Linked DNA regions of Homo sapiens: region 1 is linked to region 2. A link is a loop called in an ENCODE intact Hi-C map of the cell type or tissue named here. Cell type or tissue: HepG2. All regions are shown on one strand. Each heading gives the region's core, and the rest is flanking DNA. Links, peaks and the distances in the headings are about the cores only.

The links. Peaks named below come from ENCODE experiments on the same cell type or tissue, not always from the same donor. Only the 100,000 strongest peaks of a DNase experiment are listed, where the experiment ranks them.
Region 1: a loop joins it to region 2, with 2.9 times the contacts of the local background. A loop is called at or near these places in 6 of 110 quality-filtered maps.

The regions. Positions count from the first base shown.
Region 1 is chr6:79,398,275-79,410,481 of GRCh38, reverse strand. LOC100506851 (a long non-coding RNA gene) reads right to left here and starts at 5,435. Exons shown (of 7, transcript XR_001744215.3): 1 at 5,260-5,435; 2 at 3,871-4,050. It also overlaps the pseudogene LOC100418713. RefSeq lists an enhancer at 5,617-6,215. In HepG2, for the core only: CTCF peaks have their summits at 5,635 (motif pointing left) and 6,028 (motif pointing left); DNase peaks (open chromatin) are centred at 5,561, 6,021 and 10,781.
Region 2 is chr6:79,459,548-79,471,754 of GRCh38, reverse strand. LOC100506851 (a long non-coding RNA gene) reads right to left here. Exons shown (of 7, transcript XR_001744215.3): 6 at 238-331. Among named protein-coding and RNA genes, the nearest start is that of LCA5, 72 kb to the left of the region's middle. RefSeq lists an enhancer at 7,689-7,983. In HepG2, for the core only: a CTCF peak has its summit at 5,336 (motif pointing right); DNase peaks (open chromatin) are centred at 6,124 and 7,814.

The DNA.
Region 1 (12,207 bases), core at 2,916-10,915, 62 kb after region 2:
ATGATGGTATTATGTGATTTTATTATAAAAACCTTATGGGACAAGTTTTTGATGGGTTAAGTAAATTGTACAAGATAACATTGCTGGCAAGTTACAGAATCCAGACTCGAATTCAAGTGTGTATGACTCCAAAGCCTTTGCTTTGAGCCACCAAGTTATTCTGGCTCCCAATATATAGAAGTGGTGGCTGGGGTACCCAGAGCATTTAGTAAGTAATGGAAGGAAACAATGAGAGAAGAAGATTAACTTTGCTCATGTTGGGGAGATAATATATATTCTCCTCATGTCTCATAAATTTGTACTTGGTACAGACCCCTGTAACAAAAGACAGATTAACAAGAGAAAAATAAGCAAACTTAATAATTCATGAAGTGCACATCACATGAGAGAAATCCCAGTGAATAGTAACTCAAAGCAGTGGCTTGGAACTCTGGCTTGTATAGCATCTTCAACAAAGAATGATAAAATTAGAGAGAAATGCCAGAATGAAGGAAAGCAGTTTGGGGCTTCCGAAGGCCAGACAATGTGGAAGATAAATACATGAGAAGAAACTAATGAAGTAACATTTGATTTCAGATTCCCCTGGCACTGTATCTAGGCTAAGAGTTGTCTCCTATAAGGGAGAATATCTATACTGTTTTTAGGCAGAAAAGGGGAAGATAGAGAGAGCTCTTCATTTGCTGCTTCATAGTTACCTTTAGTTCAAAAATAATTTTTATATCCATGAGGCATATTTGGGGGTGATATATTCTGGTTTCCTTCACCTACTTCACACCTCTGCTGAGAGACTGGTCTTGCCACCAATATTTACTAAAGCATAGGCTTAAAGGTTAAACCCGAGTTCCAGGAGGCCGAGGCAGGCGGATCACAAGGTCAGGAGATGGAGAGCATCCTGGCTAACACGGTGTAACCCTGTCTCTACTAAAAATACCAAAAATTAGCCGGGCATGGTGGTGGCGGGCGCCTGTAGTCCCAGCTACTCGGGAGGCCAAGGCAGGAGAATGGTATGAACCCGGGAGGCGGAGCTTGCAGTGCACCGAGATCGTGCCACTGCACTCCAGCCTGGGCAACAGAGCGAAACTCCATCTCAAAAGAAAAAAAAATCCGAGTTCCAGGCCCGAGTCTCCCTACCTAGGGGAACTTAAGACCACCTAACGTCTCAGAATCTCTTTCTTCATCTGCTATCTCCTAAGGGTTGTAACAAGATTTAAACATAATAATGATGGCAATGAATTTAGAACAGTTGCTGACTCAATAAATTCCAAATAAATAGTAGCAGTGATCCCAAGGACAGAGATTGGTTGTCACACAAGGAAATGGCCCAGCTCTCTTCTGCCTCCAGCCTGCACTTCGCTGGGTTCCAGCCAGTACTGTTGACGGTCATTTGCTAACTGATCAGCTACACCATCCACTTATATTAGATCCTTTTTAAAAATTCTTCCTGTTTCCTGACGATGCCCCTAGATATGCAATAAGATCCCAAATGTGAATACTTGAAAGGGCCTTGCTTGCAATGAATATAATTCTGTCACAACTGCCCAGTGGAAGAACTATTCCTTCTATGAAGGCGTGCCAGCCCTCTGCTCTGCAAACCGAGAAAAGTTTTAATATGTACTTTCAAGTGTCTATGGAAAACATCTGGGGCTTGAACTATTTGGAGTTATTTACTCAGGGCTATCACAAGGAGCCAGGAGAAGTACACAGTCTTCTGACAATTAGTTGAGGAGGCGTTTACTGCTGTTCTTACATACTGTATAACAGAAGAGGTCACCATTCACGTGTCTATTTCCCTTGCTATGTATCTTCTCTAATTTTCAATCATGAGGACCTCTTCTTGATGTCAAGAAATATTGCATACTACAATCCCTCCCCAAAAGCAGTGGTCACTTGACGGAGGAAATACATTATGAAAAACTGCTACAGTGAATTAACTAAGAATGGAAATTTTATGAATCACATTAACATCTATGTATATTTGGAAAATGGTAGTGCATTTCTGCGTGTAACATTTTAGCTATCCAGTAAACAGCCATCCAGGAAGCAAAGAATCCCTTGCATTAACATCCTGGCGCCACAGAGACCTACATCCTGCAGGCTGGGAACCAATGTCTAAAGGTATTTAACTGAGAGTTTGGAGAAGAAAGTACCACAAAGTTAAGTTGAACATTATCTTTCTGAATGGTCTATAATTCTACTAATGACTGCTGAGTTTAAAAATTAAAATAATGATAGGCTGACTGTAAATAGATTTTTGTTTTTGAAACAGGAAAACATGAATTTCTAGTTGCTTTGGAGTCTAATATTTGACTACGGTAGACTGATCTAAGTCTTGGCAGGATACGAGACATAATTTGAAACCATGAAGGTATAAGCCCAAGGGAACAATGTGTATAATGCTGGAATTATGTTCAAACTGATCAGGGGGATGGCCAGGGGGATTTCTTTATTAAAATTATTGAACAGGAAAGTGCCTTCAACCACAATATAAAAGGCAATTTGCAATTACTGTTCTACTTTTCCTCGACTTTCCATTTTATTTTAGTACACAAGCAGTTTGTGGTAAAATCAGCTTTTGCATCTCTTGGACTTATATTTTACAGAAAAAGATTTACTTTAGTTTTCATTTTAATGCTACCATGTAACAAATTGCTCTAAACTTTAAAAAAAATCTGCTTTCTGGTCTGTTTACTTCCTTTTTGTCATTAAATGATTAGGAAGATAACATTGTTGAGATCCTGAAGATTCTGAGGATGAAACATATATTTATGCTACATTAGGGAAGTGAAGCATTTCTTGAATCAGTATTTTAAAAGTGGAGTCAAATAAAATTTATTTATTTTAATCTCTGAGTTGATTTAGCTCTGGGCTATCCAAAAATGAATTTCTCAATATGAGAAATAGTCAGCTGTTTAAAATAAAATTATGACATTGAAAATTACATACTACAAATCCTAGAATATAGTGGCGCTCAAAAAAGATTATTTTTCATTGGCTTGGGGATAAAAATGCTACTATTTGTTCATTTAGTATTTTTTTCTTTACTTCAAGACTTTTGTTTCAGAATTAAAAGTTAAGTTCTAGAAAAAATGTTTCACGAATGAACAAGAAGCAAAACAGTGTATGAAAGTACTTTGTAAATTAAAAGGTAATATTAAGCCCATACCCATCAATATTTTAATGAAAGCCTATATCACAAATAGGTGTTGACATTCATTTATTCCTTCATTTATCCATTCAACAAGCATTTGTTGAATAATAGGAATTCTGCTGTGTGCTTAGGATTCAGTTCTACACAAGGTAATAGAGAAGCCATGCATTTTAGGCTCTGGAGCCTGCATTTGAATCCTAGCTTTGTCCCTTACTTATTGTGTGACTTTGGGCAAATTAAGTGACCTTTCCATGCCTTGATTTTGCCTTCAGTTAAATGAAGATATTAATGACATTTAACTCATAGAGATGTCCTGGAATGGTGGTTTATAACCTACCTTGGCCGTGTGTTAGAATTACCCAGAGAGCTTTTTAAAAATACCAATATATTCCTCAGCCACTACAGTTCTGGTGAAGTGATAACAGAGACTTGGACTCTGACAGCCAACCGATAGTGTCACCTTGAGGACACCTAGTTATGGTTTTTCCTGACTCCCTCAAGAGGAGCCCACTATAGGCTTGCAGGTGGAGTTTTGACCAATCATAACTTTCTCCATATTATCCTAAAAGAATATGAAAGGGCTGTAATCTTTAGATCAGGCCACATCATATAATGAGGAGCCAAAGAACCTGGTTTGTTTGTTATCCTGCCATGAACGATAGCTTGATCCAAGTAGACGTGAGAACTATTTCATTAGATATTCCACCAGAGGAGAAACTTACCAAGGATTCAGTGACAATTCGTGTGGACAATTTATGTCATCAAATTCAGAATGCCACCATGGCAGATATCACCAATGCCGATTCAAAACCCATATTTAGGCACCAGGAACTTTCTCAGGTCCACTCTGACACAGAAATTGCATACAACATGTCAGGTTCTCTGGACAATGGTACTGATGTCTGAAGGATAGAAGTAGAGTGTGAGGCAATTAGGTATGCAAACTCACCTGTGCAACCCCCTTGATTCACAGATTCAGAAGCAAAAGCATCCCATGAAGTCTAAGCCAAGCTCATTGCAGCTGGGGGAGAAAATGGCTCCATCCTGAGCTCTGAATGAGGCCTCAGTGGTGAGTAACTGATTCCCTAACACCCTTAAATCTGGAATGACCAGGCCCGAAATGACCAGAGTTGCTGAGAATTCTGTGAATGTCTTCCTCTGCTCATGGATGTATGATGAGGCATTGAATTTGTTTCCTATGGTTGCTGAAACAAATTACCACAAATCTAGTGGCTTAAAACAAAACAAATCTATTATTTTATACTTCTAGAAGTCAGAATTTAGAAAATGGGTCTTATGGGGCTAAAATCAAAGTATTGACATGGCCACATTCCTTTCAGAAGCTCTAGGGGAAAACCCACTTCTTTGCCTTTTATAGCTTTACAGGCTGCCCACATTCCTTGGCTTGTGGCTCCTTTACATCTTCCAAGAAGCAATCACATCGTAACCCATGCTTCCGTGGTGATGTATCTTTTGATGACTCTCCTGCCTCCCTCTATCCCTTATAAGAGCTCCTGTAATTGCATTGGGACCACCTGAGTAATCCAGAATAATCTCCCCATTACAAATTCTAAATCATATCTGCAAAGTCCCTTTTGCCACATAGGGTAACACATTTACAAGCTCTAGGGATTAGGATGTGAACACAGGCATCATGGGACAAAACATGGAATTATAGAGGTCAAGGCAGAGTTAACCTTCAATGCTCAGGGAAGAGTAGGGCAGGGTGACTTGAACTTCTCCCTCCCCCTCCTTTGCCAGAAGTTGAGTTTCGTATATCTAGAATGCATAGCAGATAAAAGAATTGTTAGTCTGTAAATGCCAAGAGACATACAGCTTGATGATTTATAGAAAAAATCTCTTAGCTTTTATAATATTTCATAGTTCTTCGTTTTTATTGTTGAGAAGCAGGTTAAATTCCTCTTTCTTTTGGCTCCTATAGAGGCACACTTCACCCTAGAAACAAAGTGCAGTGTGTAGGTTATAACCAACACAGGCCTTCTCCTATCACTCTGCTTACTCCTGCAGAAACTTATTGAAGAAAGGGTTCCCCAAACCTGTTTGGTCTGAAAAACAGTTGAACCCAAACTGTATTTGGAAATAATCCTTACCTGAGCATAGGCATGTCCTTGGCTGTGCCTGCCAGTGATGCAGGGTATTTTCTCAACCCCTTCATAGGACTTGTGGCAAGGGTGCCTCATTTACTCAGCCTGCTCTGCTCAACCCCTCTCGGGAGGGAGTGTGCAAGCAAGCGAGTGTGGAATCAGAGTTAGCAAGTGCAAGAGCTGGTCAGCGGCCCAGCGGGAGCAAACTCCATTCACTTGGGTTCACCAGGCTCCACCTGTTGCGAGAGGGAGCGTGCGAGCAAACAAGTGCAGGAACCAGCTGGCTGCTTCAGTGCTAGCAGGAGCAAACTCCACTGGCAGGAGCAAACTCCGTGCAGGCCCTTGTGACCCCAAGGCCCCAGAGGGTGTGTCACAGTGCTTTCTTAGCTCCGCCACCTGCAGACAGCAGTGTGTTATCAGCTCAGTGGGCCTTTTGCTTTGTCACATGCGGTGGCTGCCCTCTGCCAGCAAGGGCAAAGGGCCAGTGTGACAGCCTTTTTGGGTACTCATGTGGTGCATCCCAAATTCTTGTCCAGTGCCCAAGAGGAATGAGGTCACGTGGACAAACTGAAGAACGGTGAATGTGGAGAATTTTATTGAGTGATGAAAGTGGCTCTCAGCAGAGAGGGAAGCTGGGAAGGGGATGGGAAGGGCAGGTCCCTCTCCCCTGAAGCCAAGCTTCCTCTCTGCCTCTCTCTTCCAAAGTCAAGTTGCCTCAACCCGCCACTGTCTCTGAAGTTAAGTCGCCCTACCTGGATGTCCAGCCACTTCTTCCCTCTGCTGGCTGAGTCTGGGATATTTATAGGCACAGGATGGGAGGCAGGGCAGGCCATAGGTAGTTTTGGAAAAGGCAACATTTGATTGATAAAAAGACATTATTCAGGAAGAAACAATCAGGAGAGAGCAGGCACACACAGGGATGGAAATTCTTCCTTTGGGCCATGGTGGCTTCAGCTTTTCAACTTGAAGGTGGAGGTTTGCCAGGGACCTGCCCTGTCTGCCCAGAGTTCTCTGCCTCGGTCACAATTACCAGCACCAGGGAAGTAGGCAAAACAAATGGCAAAGCTTTTCCAATTGTTCCATGACTTTTAAATCTGCTGTTTTAGATATTCTTAATACAAAAGTACTGATTTGTTTTAATTGTTTTGAGCCTTCCTTATGAGTGAATGATTATACTGTGGATTGTCTTTTGAACCAGGTAAATACTGCCCCAAAATAGCCTAGTTTCAAATATCAGGCTTTAGATCATTTTGTTTTGCTTTTTAAATGAATCTTTCTCTGCTGAGCCATAGAGGTCAGGATAGAATAGCTATTTGAACCAGCTATTCTGAATAGCTATTTGAATAGCTTCAGAACTAATGTGCTTTTTCTAACATCTTTAGGGAAGCAGTGTATTTTACTCCCTGCATGTGGTATGCTATTGTGCACTGTGAAGGCCTGGATTACAATTCCTGGTTCTCACAGTGCACAATAATATTTGCACACCGGAATTCATCATATGTGGGGCACAAAACAGCCAAAGAACTTGGCAGATACCATCCAACTTGTGAAATAGAAAGAAAAATCAATGTAAAACACTCCAGACTATTTGTTTTCTCCCATCCCCCAACATATGATTGATCCTGATCCTGATTGATTCTTACTCTATAACATTGGGCAGCACCTTCCAGATCTCAACAGCCTGTGAATCTGTGTACATGACCCTCCACCTCCTGGGTCTAGGAAACCAACCTTGACATTCATATTATTTCTTCTTTGAGATTCTGAGTTGACCTTGAAAAGTCCAGAACTTGGGCAGTGCTCTCCCAGAGCCACCCTGGGCATCTGTTCTTTGATAGACAAGCCTTGTCAGTCCAATCTGCAGAGGAAGGCTTTCAATCCATCCCTGAGTTTGAACCACACTCTGGCTTCCCACACCCAGGATCTTGGCCAAGATTATTTGAAGACATCTAGAGTTTTGTTTTGTTTTGTTTTTTTTACTTGGAACTCAAGTTGCATGTTTTTCTTATTGAAGTTTAATGTTTGGTTTTATCTGCATTCTCAGAAACAACTTCATCCTCTTCTGGCTGAAAAATCCCTGATTTGATTTAAAATAATGTGTGCATTAAAACATAATAATAATGGAAGCCAATGGAACAAAAAATGTGTTTGTCCTATCTAACCATTTTTCTTAGAAACCTAGCTGGGACTATGATTTTCTTAGCAAATTCCTAAGCTCAGAGAAGTTAAGCGTGTGCATGACAGCACAAAGCCAGGGGCCTAGCCCAGCAAGATAGAGGGGGTGTTTTATGGGATAGTATTTCAATGAATGACTGAAGCCTGGATATCTGGCTCCATGGGGTGCAGTTACCACACAAGACAGTGTGTCTGAGTGGAAGAAGGAAGGCTGGATCCAGGCCTCTGTGTGACGCTCAATGTGGTGTTATTCAGCCGCTACTAAGGAGTACCTACCTGCCTCCTGGGTGACAGAACCTCCAGGGCTTTGCCAATCACAGCTGCAGAAAGGGCAGTGCTTGGAGAGTTGACAGCATTTTAAAAAATTGTAATAGATGCCTATATCTAATACCAAGCATTAAATAAGACAGGAATATCACCCAATGTGTTTACAAACCTTGTTTTTTGAAAGATTTACAAAGTATATTTTTTAGTCATAACTTTTAAAAAGGTTTTGAAGGTAACAAGACCTGCTTAGCTAAAAATCCCAGGGCAAAAGTGCATTGCTGGCCAGCTGGTAGTGGTTGAAGAAAGACCAGAGTATAAGTAGGTGTAGCAAATTAACAGCCCAGGTGATGTAATAAAACTTAAAGGACTGCTATTAAAGCTACTCAACTTCAACTTGAACTTGTCTTTAATTCTTGACATAACTTTATGAAATGCTTACATTTTTGCTCTAATTATTCCTTCTTTCCCTTTCTTCCTCTTCTCCCAATGAAGTAATCAGTTCGATTGTTTGACCAAAATTTATATTTTGAAGTATTGTTTGTAAATAATGAATTAAAAGTTACCCATAAAATCCAGACAATGCAGTGACCTACCCTTTAAAGAAATCACTGCATATGATTTTGAAACAAAATGCAGGTTCTTCAGGGCAACTGACACCATCATTAAACGATATCGTTGTAACAAGTAAATAAAATGCTATCTTGTTAAAGAAAATTCATCTGTGTTGATATAATTTTCCCAATTATAAAGGCTCAAGTTGATATTAGGGTAGAAAATTGGAACAAAAGAAAAACATTTCTGTAATGTTTGCATTCTGACCACCTGGAAGAAAACTAGATTCAAAACAATGATTTCCAGGGAAATGAAATTAATTGAAAGTTCTCAGGAAAAACTATTTAATAGTTGTTCTGTGAGAAAGCCATTATTAAATCTTTAAATAAAATGATATTTTTATTTGAAGGTCATTATAAAAAACTAAAAAAAAAAAAGGATTTTACCAAAGAGAAAGGTAAAAATATTGATAAGGTTCGGGCGTGGTGGCTCACGCCTGTAATCCCAGCACTTTTGGAGGCTGAGGTGGGCAAATCACTTGAGGTCAGGAGTTCGAGACCAGCCTGGCCAACATGGCAAAACCCAGTCTCTACTAAAAATACAGAAAGAATTAGCCAGGTGTCGTGGCGCCACCTGTAATCCCAGCTACTCTGGAGGCTGAGGCACAAAAATCACTTGAACCCAGGAAGCAGAGGTTGCAGTGAGCTGAGATTGCGCCACTGCACTCCAGCCTGGGCGACAGAGTCTCAAAAAAATTTGTTTGTTAAGATAGTAATAAGAAATAATCACATATCAGATGATGGAATTCTTTTTCTGGTTTTCTGGCTTCACATTCATTAACTTCTCTGTTCAGCTGCTGTTTTATGCCACTCTCTTCTCAACTTGATTGTTTTTTCATTTAGAATGAATGACACTGTCTGATTATTTAGCACCAAAAGGCATTTTTATCTATTCCTCTGTAGATAAAAAGTATTCTAAGTGCAGACCACTAAAAGTTTGTGTGCATACATATATTGGGGTTATGCATTCAGGTAATTTTGTTAAAATTGTTTCTCTGGATTCAGAGTTGTGTCGGGAAAGGCAAAGAAAAATCACATAAGCATTTAAATAATTCTCAAGGATTTCAAAAGAGAAATCATGAGGTTCCCTAACTGCTATGATGCAATTCTGTGAGCATGAAAAATGTCAGGAAAATAGTGGGTAGATGTGGTACCATACGAAGAGTACTACACTAAATAGTGTAAATATGGTTTACACTATTATAAAGTTCTTCAAAAAACAATCATGCTCCAATTTCCTTATTTTCTTCAAAAAGTTTTTTTCTCTATTATCATCAATGTATAAAAATTCACATTTCCATTTTATAAGGTTTGATAAGTTGCCTTGTGTCAAACATATTTTTCTGGCTTCCAGATAACCAGTGCAAGGCCAGCATGCCTTTTACATGGCCTCAGCCACAGGTGATCACACTTTATGAGGTCAGACCTTGGGCCTCAGACTGCACAGTGCCAAGTGGTTATAATAGGTCCTCAACCCAAATTGTGCTCCCTGTCCCATACTACAACTTCCTTCAAAATTCTTCCATCACCCTTTCACCTTCTCACAAAGTCAGGGATTTTATTGGAAACCCATACTTCAAGCAAACCATGCAAAGGCAGAATCATCAGTGGTTCTGAAAGTAGTGGTAGGGAAAACAGCTGGGACCCTTTAATGGCATAAAAAGCCCTCCCTCTCAGGTGCTGGAGCCTTCTTCAAGCTAGGTCATTGTGAATGGAGAGCTCACTGCCTATCTGGGTCTTGTCGCCTGGAATTAAGATGTAATTACTATCCTGGCAGACTACCCCTTACCAAGGATAAACAGGTGGGTGCAGTTGGCAGTAATTACCCCTTTTTCTGACTCACAAATAACCTGGCACCTTCCCCACCATGGTTAGCAAATCCCAGAAGCCCTAATCATCAAGTAATTGTTTGATTGGGACTGGATTAGTCCTCAGAGCTAGAAGTGCCTGATAAGAAAAGGGATATACAACTCGGAACTAATTATTTTCCTGTTATAGTTGGCATTTCAGCAGAAAGAAACCCAGGGTTTCATTAGAATGTTAATGAAGAGACTTTTTCACCTGAGTCTTAATGAGACTAACAGGTTCTACTCTCCCACTATGTCTTTCTTTTGCCACACAGGTCTTACCTAGAAGTTGGTGGGTATTCACTGTATGGTGAGGACAATACAGGTTCCAAAAAGAAAGCCTGAGTGTTAAACCTGCTAGACTAGGAAAACAAGCAATTATCTGAAAAATTCTGACCCTTAATCTTTTGTTTCCTCAAATAACTCAGGTAAAAAATGGGGCTTCTCCTAAATTGTCTTAAAATTGCCTCAATTTCCTTCTTTGCTAGTGGAAATTTCCTTTCATTTTGCTTCTTCAGCTGAAAGGCGTTTCAAACAGCAACGAGGCTAGACATTGTCCTTGCATCAATAGGGTGGGCGTGGGTTTTCTGACAGATTAGTGTGATTGCATGTGTTTCTCTTCTCACTGATCTTTGCTCTCAAACAGCCCCAGAATGCTGATGCTGGTACTGTAGCCTTATCTCAGCTTGGCCCTAGACAAAACTGTTATGGAAGAAGAGAGCCTGGTGAGAAGAGAACAGAATCTGTGGTCAGATAGACCTAGGTTCCTATCCTGGCTCTTATACCAGTTTCCTGAGTGGCCTGTAAATTCATTCATCCCTAATTCAGTTGCTGGTCTGAGAGGACAAGCTAGATACGGTTATGGTGACTGTCTGATGAAATAGCATAGATGTAAGCAGCCAAGAGTATCTAGGAAATGCAAACAATTAATACCTGATTTCCCTTCTTTACCACTTGGGAAGGATGGCCAAACATCCTTGTTCTCCTGTTGTGTTGGAGTAATCATTAACAGCGCCCCAAATGTCCCCGTTAGGATGATAAATTCTGTGGTTATGCTACACCCAGGTAAAGTTGGGTTTTGATCATGTTCTTTTTGTTTGTTTGTTTTGTTATTTTATTTTATTTTATTTTATTATTATTATACTTTAAGTTTTAGGGTACATGTGCACAATATGCAGGTTTGTTACATATGTATACATGTGCCATGTTGGTGTGCTGCACCCATTAACTCATCATTTAGCATTAGGTATATCTCCTAATGTTATCCCTCCCCCCTCCCCCCACCCCACAACAGTCCCCGGAGTGTGATGTTCCCCTTCCTGTGTCCATGTGTTCTTATTGTTCAGTTCCCACCTATGAGTGAGAACATGCGGTGTTTGGTTTTTTGTCCTTGCAATAGTTTGCTGAGAATGATGGTTTCCAGTTTCATCCATGTTCTTGCAAAGGACATGAACTCATCCTTTTTTATGGCTGCATAGTATTCCATGGTGTATATGTGCCACATTTTCTTATGTTCTAACCCTCTTTGTGATAACACCCTCTACCTTTGTCAGAGAACTTTAGTGGGAAGGAATGAAACTCCTCCATCCAGCTTAAGCAACCAATGGAATTCATTGGAAAGGTGCAGAAGTGTTCACAAAACAGTCAGGCTTCATGAGGGGCCAGAACTCAGAAACTAAAGTTATGTTTTTATCTCCCCAGAACTGCACGTTCTCCTGATTGCTTCTCTCTGCACATCTGGTTTTATCTTTTCAAAAACTACTGACTTTCACTGCTTTAGCATGCATGTGGCCACCATGATCTCCAGCTTTATACCATTCACAAGTCCATCAGACACTGACTAACGTTAGTTTGTAACTCCAACTTTCATACTCCTAAATTAAAGAATGCCTGGGTTTTTCATGTACACAAATGCATTCCAAACACACTGCCTTGAGTGTGGTATCCACCTATGGTTAAGTCACCTGTGACTGGAGAGGAGATGAGGTCTCACGTGGTTTGCTACCCTTTTCATAGATCTCTGAGCATTTTCTCTGAAAAGGGAGCATGAGAAA
Region 2 (12,207 bases), core at 2,293-10,292:
CATAAATAAAGGTAGATGAGAAAAGGCAGTTGCCCCAGAATTTTTAAATGGTAGGGATAGGAACAACAATGTGATTGGAAGAGCATGCTTGGGAGTGTATCTTGAAGTGGTGTCTGCATAGCAAGCACACTGTTTTATTGTTCATTGGATGGCTTAGGTGGGAGGGCTGAATTTTTCCAAAGCCAGATTTTAATTTTACCATTGTATGATTCAGGGAGGTTTCCACACAGAACTCACGCTGTTTTCAGATGGGTAAGCGAGTGTGTCAATGAGAGTAGTCCACGAATGCAGAATGATCCTTTTCTGATTTCACTGATCAAATAAGTTAACCCTGTGGAAGGAACAAATGAGAGCTAAGGGGAGGCACTTCTGGAGGTGCACCTTAACACTTAACACTTATCAGGGGGAGCACTCAGAGGGAGAAAATAGTATCACTTCCCTTTGTCATTATTGTGTAATTTTTGGCAACATAAAAGTCTCCCTTTTGCTTCAAGTAATTTCTTTTACCTTGAATTTTATTTTGGTGTTGACATCAAGACCCCCTACTTCTCTTTGGTTTGCATGTCTCATGTTTTTGTTCATCCCTTGATTTATTTTATGCCTTCTATATGGTTTTGTCTTTGATATGTTCTTATAAAGAGCATATATTTGGATTTCTTTAAAAGCCAGCATAAGTGTTTTTTGCTTGTTACACTTAGAGTTGTCACTGCTGGGTTTTGTTTAACATTAACCAGCTAATACTTGAAGTTCTTGATTTTTTTTTTCCTCTGTTAGGTTTTGTTTTTTTCTGTCTATTGATTTGAATGTTATTAATCATAGTACTTTTATATTACCTCATCATTAAACACTTGTTCACTCAGTTATTTATTTCCTAAATTTTTCTCTCTGTGTCAAGAATAACCCAAATCTGTTGACCCTCTCAGTGGAAGATATAAAAATTATCCTATTTTCTTCATTCCCCCTTTCCCATTTGCTGGTTTTTGTTCAAATGTTATAGGAATGTAAATTCATATTGTTATTATTATTACTTTACATTCCCTTTCAAGACTTTTACTTGATATGCATACTAAATTTAATAACTGTATTAACAGTTACTTAGACTTTAACTCTGTTGGTTTTACTGCTTACTGGTTTTTTTTCTGTATCTGTCTTCACTTAGTAAATTCCAATCTTTTGTTTTTGATGTTTCAAATGTTTTCTTAGTTATATTGACACTGTACTTTTTCCCTCATAATTAAATAAATTAGTATTTCCCAAATAATGACTGTCATTCTGAAATAAATTTAGGAAACACTTGGGCAAACAAAATTAAGCATACTTCTTTATTGCAAGCTTCTCAGAGTCCGTGTTATGCAACTATGGGTTATAAATCTTAGGGACATGCACTTTTCCCAAATTTGATACCATGCCAATTCTCTTGGTATTAAGTGTTACAGATAACTTTAATTCGGATTTTTTCTCCTTAGTAGATTCTTTGTTTACCTAGATTTTATTTCTTTATTACTGACATGAAAATATCAACAGAACTTGTTTAGTGTAGGTCTCTTTTGTTTTTCCTAGTACTCTGTGCATCAGACAGCATAGTACCTAAGGCAGAAACCTCTAGATACTTTAAACAGAAAGGATTTAATACAAGGAGTGAGGTGCTTATGAAATTGGAAGAACTGGAGGAGCAGGCTCTACATTGGGCTTCTGGGTGTGATTCATAGAACACTGGCTGACCACCTACAGGGGAATCACTTTTCTACTACAATCAGGAGGCCACCTGACTTCAAGAATGCATCATCCAGCTACAACTCAGACAATAAAAGACCAGAATTAGAAAGCCAACATCACCACAGTCGCTGGACACCGGAGTCCAGAGTTTGGCTCCTGCTGCCCCTGAAGCAGCTGCAAACTGTATTTGCCGGTCCCCACAGTCTTGGTTGCCAGCAGAAAAATGCCCCAAATGGGAGGAAGATAGTTTCCAGGACCCTACATTCCAGCAATGTCGTTTTTAGCTTTCCAATTTTTGATGCTCATAAAAGTATGTTTTCCTGATTAATACAACCTTAAGCTACTGGGATTAAATAGACTAATGGAGGCCAAATGACACTTCTTAACTTCTGGGTTTCCTATCTCTGAGAATTCAGTATGTTCAATCCTTTAGTCATGAATCATCACCTTTTCCCTTTCCAGGAATTTTCCACAAGGATGGTGACAACAGGTCACAGTAGGCAGAAGAAACTAGGGCTGAAGTTTCTCTAACACCATTGATTGCCCCTGTAATGAGTAAGACTCTAGAAATATTTTTCAGGATTTAGTTTCTTTCTCTTTATCAGAAGACCGAGTAAGCTATTGTTGCCATGAATACTCTGGACCAATGCTCATTTAGGTACACAGCCCCATTGACTATTATTTCCTTGTCCTATCTCACAAGACCTTCAAAACTTTCCCAGGGCTCCTGCTTTTCTGGACACCAAAATGCTGCTTAAATCTAGTAAAATAAAACTAAAATTTATGAGAATAACTGCTCCATTGTTCACAGGAAACATCCTGAATGACTCCATAGTTTAATAACTGCAGTCACCTTGACAGAGGGTTTTCATACAGATGACTTTCCTTTATCAATGTAGTACCCTTCAAGACCTGTCTCCCAGCAACACCCTCCCCCATCCTGACACGTAGCAGAACCCTGTTATCCTGGCCAGTTTTCATAAACACCCAAAAGATTCTGTGGGTATGTACTCTGAACATCCCATGGGAGACACTAAAAGATGTACATTTACTCCTTTTCGTCAACCTAAAAATCACAACAAAATTCTGTCCTTTCCAGCCTAAAATTTTTACGAAGACAGTGACCATTTTAAGATATCTCCCGAAAGACCTTAGAGAGGAGAGTCTAAGGGGAAGTACTTCTGCTCTCCTCCCTTGAGTGTTTGTTATTTTATTGGATTGCCTCATTGACACATGACCCAAAGTAAAGTGTGTAAGTGACGAAAAGCGAAGAGCATTGGCTTAAAGGGTGGAAACAGGGTTGTTCGCTAGCAGTGTCCTCAGGTCCAGTTATTTAACTCCTCTGTTAGTTTTGCTAGCAGCCAATTGGGGATTTTAATAACTTGCCCTGCCTAACCACGTGGAATTCTGTCCGTGCCATTTTTGTCTGTGTCCAAGTACTGATGACCATATAGTACAGTATAATAAAAATAGCTAACAGGACAAGTGGAGCTGGGTTGTGGCAGTGATAAGCCTCAGTTTTTGTGGGCATCAGCAGGAACACAACAGCCCCTTCCTCAGACTCAGGGCTGTGGCTGATGACCAGGGTACTGAAGGCAGCTTCTCCAACACTCACTTGTACCTAGGCTGTGTCTGTTGCCCAGGCTAGAAACGTTCTTGCTTATTCATCCAGAAGCACCTATGAGCAGCAAACTTCATCTAGAGCCACTGTTCTTGAGCAGGGCCTTGGTTCCAGAAGGGAATTCTGAAAATGCTGAGAGAATGCTGCACATATCTCTTCCATTACACACTGGAGACAGGGCAGTCAGACCTAAGGAATCCTATGGTTCCTGCCCAGCCAGCCACTGTGCCATGCTATGGTGGTGATAAACTCCCTACAAGCACGTCTTTGGCTCCTCCTTTAAATTAGCCTCTTAGCTAAAAATAATAAATTATAGGAGGAGGGGTTTTGTGTTACCTCCTGCCCTGGAGATTTAAAGGAATCTTTGCTCTCTGGGATTTCTCTTTTAAGAGCCATTGGAAGGAAAACCTAAACGAACATTTAAAGTCCCTTTGAACTGTAGCCTGTGAAGTTCCAAATACACCCTAGGAGGCCTGTGAGTCGATGTGATGTGGTGATAACAGTCAGCTGCTTCCAGCAGCTCCTGCTGTCCTTCTGCTCTGATGACACAACTTGTAGCTTTGGTCTCATTTTGAGGAACCTGCTAAAGATGGCTCTATTTGCTTTAATTCTCAGATTACTTCAGACTAATGTGTCACATCTAATTAAGATGGTGCAGTGCTGTCCCCTTGCTCTACTTACCACAGCTTCTCTGCTGAAATGTGCCATTTAACCTGGATTGTCCCAAAAGCTGGGGAACAGCTTGCTGACTGTGGTTGATGCCACGGTATCATCTTAGCAGATTTTTTTATTTCCATTAACATTTAACCTAGTATATCTTCAAGTGTTTTAATATTCCAATCAATAAGTAGAAAAATAGATATTGGAAAATTAATTTTCCCACATAATATGACTCATGCTCCACAAGATTTTTTTTGTCTTGCTCTGCTATTATAGTAGCTGCTCTGCCAACCCCATGAGTTATTGTGAGGCTCAGGTGAAGTGATATATGTATAGTAATATGTCAGGGTAAGTTGTCCAATATTTCAGGGTAAGTTTTCTACAGGTGTACATGCTAAGTGCTGACCTACTCTGTGATCTTTGTTATCTGATAAAGCTGGACCTGAACTCTGGAGGAAAAGTTTTAAAAATGTAAACAGTGCTCTATACGTGTAGTTTTGGTAACAATAAATGAAGTGTTTTCATTCCCAACCATCTCATTATGACAGTAACTCTGCTGCAGCCATTAATATCTGGAGTTAATAATCTTCTGTACTCACTGACTTTTTAATGTCTGTAAGGCAGATAGTAATCGCCAAGACTTGCTCTGCTCCTAATTGGCAATAGCAATATATGGTTTTGCCCAATATTTCTTGTGACATTATCAAGCTATTTGTGAATGGATCTGTGTGTGTTTGAAAAATGGACAGAAGCAAAACCATAAACCACAAAATTAGATGGACAAATAAAAATCCATAAATGTTTCATATCACTTTTTCTTTTCATGCTCATAGGTTTCAGCCAGGCTACACTGCCTGCCCTCTTCTAATTCAGCTAATTTGTCTATCTTTCCCGTTACACAGGTTTTCAGCGATTGCCCTGGGCAAAAGCTGACTTTCTCAGCATTTAATTCTGCAGATATTTTCTTCAGTGTAGCACGTTTTCCCAAGATACCTACTTGGATCTGTTCTGGGGTTCCAATCTCTCCAAATCCTAGGATGTCTAATCCTCTACTTGGAAATTATCCCCTTTTCCCTTTCTAGGAACTTTCCATAAGGATGGTAACAACAGTTCACAAGGGGCAAAAGCAACTAGGACCGAAGTGGCTCTGCCAGCCAGTCCAGCATTGGTGTAGACAGCTACTTGCGATACTTATGACGAGGGCTGGCCTGCATTCTTTTTGTAATTTTTAATCTGTATTATTATAAGTTACAATTAAGTAGCATTTTCGTGGAATAAGTGCTGAATTAAACCTAGATATTGAATGTACCTCACATAGATTTCCTTTAGAGGGCACTATTGATTCTCTGAAACCATGGAAACCTTTCTTCATGTTTTCTTGGTAAAATTGGCCAATTTTGAAATCTTATTGGGTTTCAAATCTACTCCATATAGTACAAAGTACTATACTCGTTACCAATTCCATACTTTGAAGATTGTCCATGTACAGAATAAGAAGTTACACCAGAATGTTGTTTGTTATGACAAGTCATCAACACAATACATATAATTCTATATTTGAAAACCTCAACTGGTTTATTTGCTTTTGAAATAAACCAGTTCAAATGGGAATTTCCTTTTGTAACTTGATGCAAAATTTAAATTAAACAATTCAGTCTTTTTTGTTTAGAAAGACAAATTACTTCTTTGGAAACTAATGTTTCATTCTAGAAATGGGTAATTATTTACATATATTTAGAAGAAACCATATTTATGGTATTTTCATTCAGACATTCATTAACATCTGAAGATACTCTACTAAAATTTTGTGGTCACATTTGTTGTGTTTTTTAGACTCTGCCAGTTTGTTGAATTTTGATAAATGCTGAAGGAGAATGCTTTTTTTTCTTCATTATTTAAAGTTAAGAGAATAGAACTTTGTAAATTGTCTCACTGGCAGCCTTTATCTAATTTCAAAATAATGGGAACCTAAAATACTCCAAAGCTCAGAAACATAATTTTGTGACATAAATACATTCATACCACCATCTACCAATGTTTACTTAGCTTTCATATAATAAGGTACTGTTCCAACATGTATGCCAATATCCTAGGTTAGTGGAAAGCAGTTATCTCATGTTTTATAAACAAACAGATTAACAGAAAGGTCATGCACATTCCAAAGAGAAGAAAATAGGTTTCCATAGTTTAATGAATTACATACAAATTCCTTGAACCAGCCTTTTAAACTCTTCACAGAATGGCCCCAGTTTACCTTCCTAACCTCGGCTTCCTCTACCAATAACCTAAGCTCCCAGCAAATGGCACCACCCACTATTATTCGGACATTTGTGCTTTTCGGTATTCCTCTCTTGACTCATCCAGTCTTTTGCCGAGAGTGCTTTTGCCTCCCCAAATGCAAATTGTAAAGGTCCCATCCATTCTTCAAGCAGCATTTTAACTGAGTCCTCTCCAGAAGCTCCCCATCTTGTGAATTTCCATGGCTGGTTGAGTATAATTTCTGAGTTTATCAATTTTGTTTTGTATTTAAGTGGGTTGGATGCTTGTTTCCTCCCTCTTTCTAGATTGCAAATTTTTTAGAAATCATTTTGGGATCGGTATCAATTCTAGCGCCCAGCATATGGTAAGGGCTCAATACATATTTTTTCAAATGAACTGGGTTAAACCAAGACATTTTTGCCATTTGTCAAATGAGGCACATTGAAAGCAGAACTTGGATAGTGTGGGATCTGAGGAATAAGGATAAATACCAGAGACATTAAAAGTGAAGGGAAAGGCCTTGGAGACTTATTAAATGTGGAAAGCAAACACTCTTACGCTCTCTCTCTTATTTTATTTTAAATCACTGCACTTATATAACACAATTTGTAGCCTAGAATGAGGCTCTATGTGGGAAAGAACTTTAATTCACCACCATATCCTCAGCACATAGTCATTGGTGCAAGACAGATTTTAGGTGCCCAGTGATATTTGATGAGTGAATGAATTAATTGATTAAAATGCAAAGCTGTCCAGCAAGAAGGACAGAATTATTACAAACAGATTAGAAACCAAAGGAGAAGGGATAACTTTGGAGAGTATGGTGACTTCAGTTTTTTTAGAGATGCATAGATGAGCATCCAAGTAGAGAACACAGAGGAAGTAACTGAAAATTGGCATTGGAATTTCATTCAAGAGTCAGACTCAAATATGTAGTTTTGGGACTTACAAATTAGCTATAATTGCTGAAGCCATAATATTGGATGGGATTATGAAGAGGAAAATGTAGGGAGGTCTGTCCAAGCTATATCATTGGGGAGTGCTTCTGTGTAGGTACAGGGCTGAAAGCCCAATAATGAGGCCTGCTTGTAAAAGTCAGGGAAAAAGCAAGCATATTTTATGTCCTTTTCTTGACTAACCACTCTACTATATATGATATTATTGAATTTCTTTTTTTCCTTGGTTTTGCCATTTTGTACTGGTCCTTATTTTCCATACTAAATGTTATAGATTTTTTATTTCCTAAAACATATCAGTATTTGATAGACTTAGATATGGACTAAAACAAGTAAAATATGGCATATGAAGGATTAATATAAAGACCAGAAGCTGAAAAACAGATTGTTGTAGCTGTATGGGTCCTGCTTTGGATTCAAATAATTAATAGAATAAACTCAGATTGGATCAGATGGTTCTTAATAGTTGCTTATGCAGAAACTTCCTGAAAGAGTTTTAGTTAACTTTAAGTTGATATGAATGACAGCTTTTGCTACGCAGAGATCAAAGGAACAAAGAGGTTTACTGGCTTCTATCTGGCCAAAGAACACTTGGAATGCAGGGTCTACTGTGGATGACTCATTTTAGAGGGATGCAAACAACTCCCGGGCCTCCAGGTAAGTATGGTGGGGCCATGGGAGGAGTCAGGAAACCATAAAGAAAGACTGAATAAACTGTCGCCCTGAAGAAAAAAAGATTTAGGAAGAACTGGGAGTTGTCTTTAAATAGTTGAAGCAGTCATGTATAAAGAATTGAATTTATTCCCCACTGCTCCAGAGGGCAGACATAGGATCAGCTAGTGGAAATTACAGGGAGGCAGACACAAGTTAAGAAAAAACTCCCAAATATTTGGATCAATCGGTATATGGAATGAGTTATCTGGTGAGTTAATGAGCAACTGAATTAAGTGATCTCAAAGTTTCTTTGTCTCTAAGAATTAATGATTTATGATCTTCCAAACCATGCCTAATTTATGTAAAGAGAACCACTATTAACCTAGTATGAACATCCTTTCAGTGTTTTCTGTGCATATTGACATATATTATTTATTCATAGAATACATACTTTTTCTTAATCAAATAAGGAGTATTCTGTGCATACTACATTATAATCTTATTTTTTCACTTAACATATAGTAAACATTTTTCTATATCATTAAATATTTTACATCCTGACTTTTATGGGCCACATTGTATGGATGCTCCATCATTATGCAACCAGCCTCCTATTTTGGGGCACTTACATTATCTTTAATTTTTTAAGGATTACAAATAACCTATTTAATAAACCTTCATAATTTCTCTTCAGCAAAAATAGACTCATCTATAAGAACAGGTTTCATGAATACATCAAACAAACCAAAACTCAAACCAAATAAGTGAACTAACTCACTCTTGACATTTTAAAAGCATTTAATTTTCCTAATAATTTCCTTAGCCTGAAAACATTTTGAGGCAGGAATTTTGGCTTTTAAAAGTTCTATGCAGCAGGAAACATATTATTCATTATATGTGTTGGGTTTTTTTTTTTTTTTTTGCAGTTACAAAATTGTCCCCTTCATGTTAAGATTACCTCAAGGTGCAAGTATAAAACATAAAACATCTAATTAAATATATAAAGCAGAACACTTGTCTGGCAGCATGATCAATGTTAATGACAATATGAATGTATAATAATGATTTTTGAAAATGTAGGAGAAAACCCTGGGTTAGTTTTTAGTATATAGGATATGAACTATTTTAAATTACAGTTCAGCATAATAAGTAAGAGTACCACACATGACCATACTAGACACAAATTGCATTATTTTAAAATAATGCCATTTATGTTCCCTATTTATTTCATTCCACAATTCTGAGATAAGTGCACTGAAAGCAAAACGCTTAATTTAAGAGGGTTTTTGGACCAAAGATCAAAAAGTAGGTGTGGGTAAGTAGGAACACATTTGAAATGGTTTCCCTTTGCGAATAATTATCATTTTTGTCAATTCAAGTCCTTTTATTTTTGTGCCTTATGATTTAGTTTGACAAGTGTGTGTGGGAAGTAATTTATTTGCAAATAAAGCCCTTTAGCATTTATAATGTAGGCATAAGCCCAAAGCTGGACCCAGTCTGATGTTTCCAAAGAATAAAAAAAAAAAATTAAGGCAGGCTACTCTTATAGAAATCTCTAAAGATAATTAAGGAAGATCAAAGACTCAAGGTGGTGAAATCTCCTCGTTTTCTGAGAAGGCTTTCCCTGGCTGAGCATTCACTGAAGGAAACAGGGTGGCAAAGAAAGGAATCTCAAATAAAACAAAAAGACACCTGAGAGAGCTTTAAAAGGACCTATTCTAAGGCTGTGAGGCAGCCTTACCTGAATCACATAGTCAATTTATTTAGGGTAATTTAATATTTTTAAGAACTCTCATTGTTTGAGACTATATGACCCAGCATAAATCTTCAGCATGCTCTATCCCTAGTGGAAAGGGGCAATCCCTATGCTGCCATGGGATTCAGACTTTTAGTACTTGGTTTCTGACGTGACTTGTATTTGTTTGTGTATTTTTTCAACTTGAGGAGGAAACTGTCTTGCAAATAACATTCTCCAGGGTCCTGGCACCAGGAAATTTTCCCAGCATACTCTGCGGCGTTTGTCAAACTTAGAATGAAGAGACGCCACTGACCCTGTTCTCAGTACATAGAACCCAGTCACTATGACAGTGACTGGACAGCAGCAGAGGAGAGGGTCTTCTGGGCATAGACTGTTTGGGCATAGATATATACCTTAAAAATTTTGGAAAAGGACAGAAATGAGAAGAAGAAGAAAAGAAAAAGGGGACAAAATGAAGAACAAAATATGTTACCTCAGGGTATAGTAATAAATTGCCCATACCCAAAGAGAAGCCTGGCTTTTTCCTTGGGCCCTGGGAGGTACTCTCTAACCCCTTAGAATGTCATATCTTTGTCTACCTGAGGGACTTGGGCCACGCCAGCAGTCTAATAATGTGCTTTTGGTGGGGCTGGAGACTGAGGTCGAACACATGGGTGATCAACCAGGTCTGTGTGACTGAGTCCCAATAAAAACTCTGGGCACCAAGCCGTGGGTGAGCTTCCCTGGTTGGCAGTACTTTGTGCATATTGCCTCACAATGTTACTGGGAAAGCTAATGCTGTCCACAATATGCTGGAAGAGAACAATCAGTTCTTTGTTGGGGACTTTTCTGGACACTGCCCTATGTATCACTTCCCTTGACTGATTTGATTCTGTAACCTTTCACTGTGATAAATCAAAACCATGAATATAACAGCTTTCAGTGAGTTCTGTGAGTCCTTCTAGTGAACTATGGAAACTGAGAGTGGTCTCCAGAAACCCTGGAATTGCATTTGGTGTCAGAAGTAAGGGTGGTTTTGTGTACTGCTTCCTGACTTTGCACTCAGGATAGCAACCCAGTTCTCTCCACAGTGGAGAGACCCACCTGTGAGCTTTGCCACCTTCTTCTCCTCCACATCTCTTTGGCACCCACCCATCACTCTACAACCGAGCACACCCACTATTCTATAAGATTGTGCCACCAGAAGATTCCTCCTTAACCTCCCACAATCCCCCTCTAGGAGAAATTGTCTGCTGTAGTCTGGCTACTCTCCTTATTACTTCTCTCATACATGAATATATTGCCATTACTCAGGCTGTTCCCTTGATTTAAGTGTCCCCTCCTCCCTCATCCCATCTAAATCCCACCTGTGTATACACTTAAGAAAGGGGATGTTTTCAACTTCTTTGCCTTTGGTTTGAATTTCCTCCCGTAGCTCGGAGTAGTTTGATCGTCTGAAGCCTTCCTCTCTCAACTCGTCAAAGTCATTCTCCATCCAGCTTTGTTCCATTGCTGGTGAGGAGCTGCATTCCTTTGGAGGAGGAGAGGCACTCTGCTTTTTAGAATTTCCAGTTTTTCTGCTCTGTTTTTTCCCCATCTTTGTGGTTTTATCTACTTTTGGTTTTTGATGATGGTGAGGTACAGATGGGTTTTTGGTGTGGATGTCCTTTCTGTGTGTTAGTTTTCCTTCTAACAGACAGGACCCTCAGCTGCAGGTCTGTTGGAGTTTGCTAGAGGTCCACTCCAGACCCTGTTTGCCTGAGTACCAGCAGTGGTGGCTGCAGAACAGCGGATTTTCTTGAACCGCGAATGCTGCTGTCTGATCGTTCCTCTGGAAGTTTTGTCTGAGAGGAGTACCCGGCCGTGTGAGGTGTCAGTCTGCCCCTACTGGGGGGTGCCTCCCAGTTAGGCTGCTCGGGGGTCAGGGGTCAGGGACCCACTTGAGGAGGCAGTCTGCCTGTTCTCAGATCTCCAGCTGCGTGCTGGGAGAACCACTGCTCTCTTCAAAGCTCAGATGGAACTGAGCAACCTGTTCCTGAATGACTACTGGGTGCATAACGAAATGAAGGCAGAAATAAAGATGTTCTTTGAAATCAACGAGAGCAAAGACACAACATACCAGAATCTCTGGGACACTTTCAAAGCAGTGTGTAGAGGGAAATTTATAGCACTAAATGCCCACAAGAGTAAGCAGGAAAGATCCAAAATTGACACTCTAACATCACAATTAAAAGAACTAGAAAAGCAAGAGCAAACACATTCAAAAGCTAGCGGAAGGCAAGAAATAACTAAAATCAGAGCAGAACTGAAGGAAATAGAGACACAAAAAACCCTTCAAAAAATTAATGAATCCAGGAGCTGGTTTTTTGAAAGGATCAACAAAATTGATAGACCGCTAGCAAGACTAATAAAGAAGAAAAAAGAGAAGAATCAAATAGACGCAATAAAAAATGATAACGGGGATATCACCACCGATTCCACAGAAATACAAACTACCATCAGAGAATACTACAAACACCTCTATGCAAATAAACTAGAAAATCTAGAAGAAATGAATAAATTCCTCAACACATACACACTCCCAAGACTAAACCAGGAAGAAG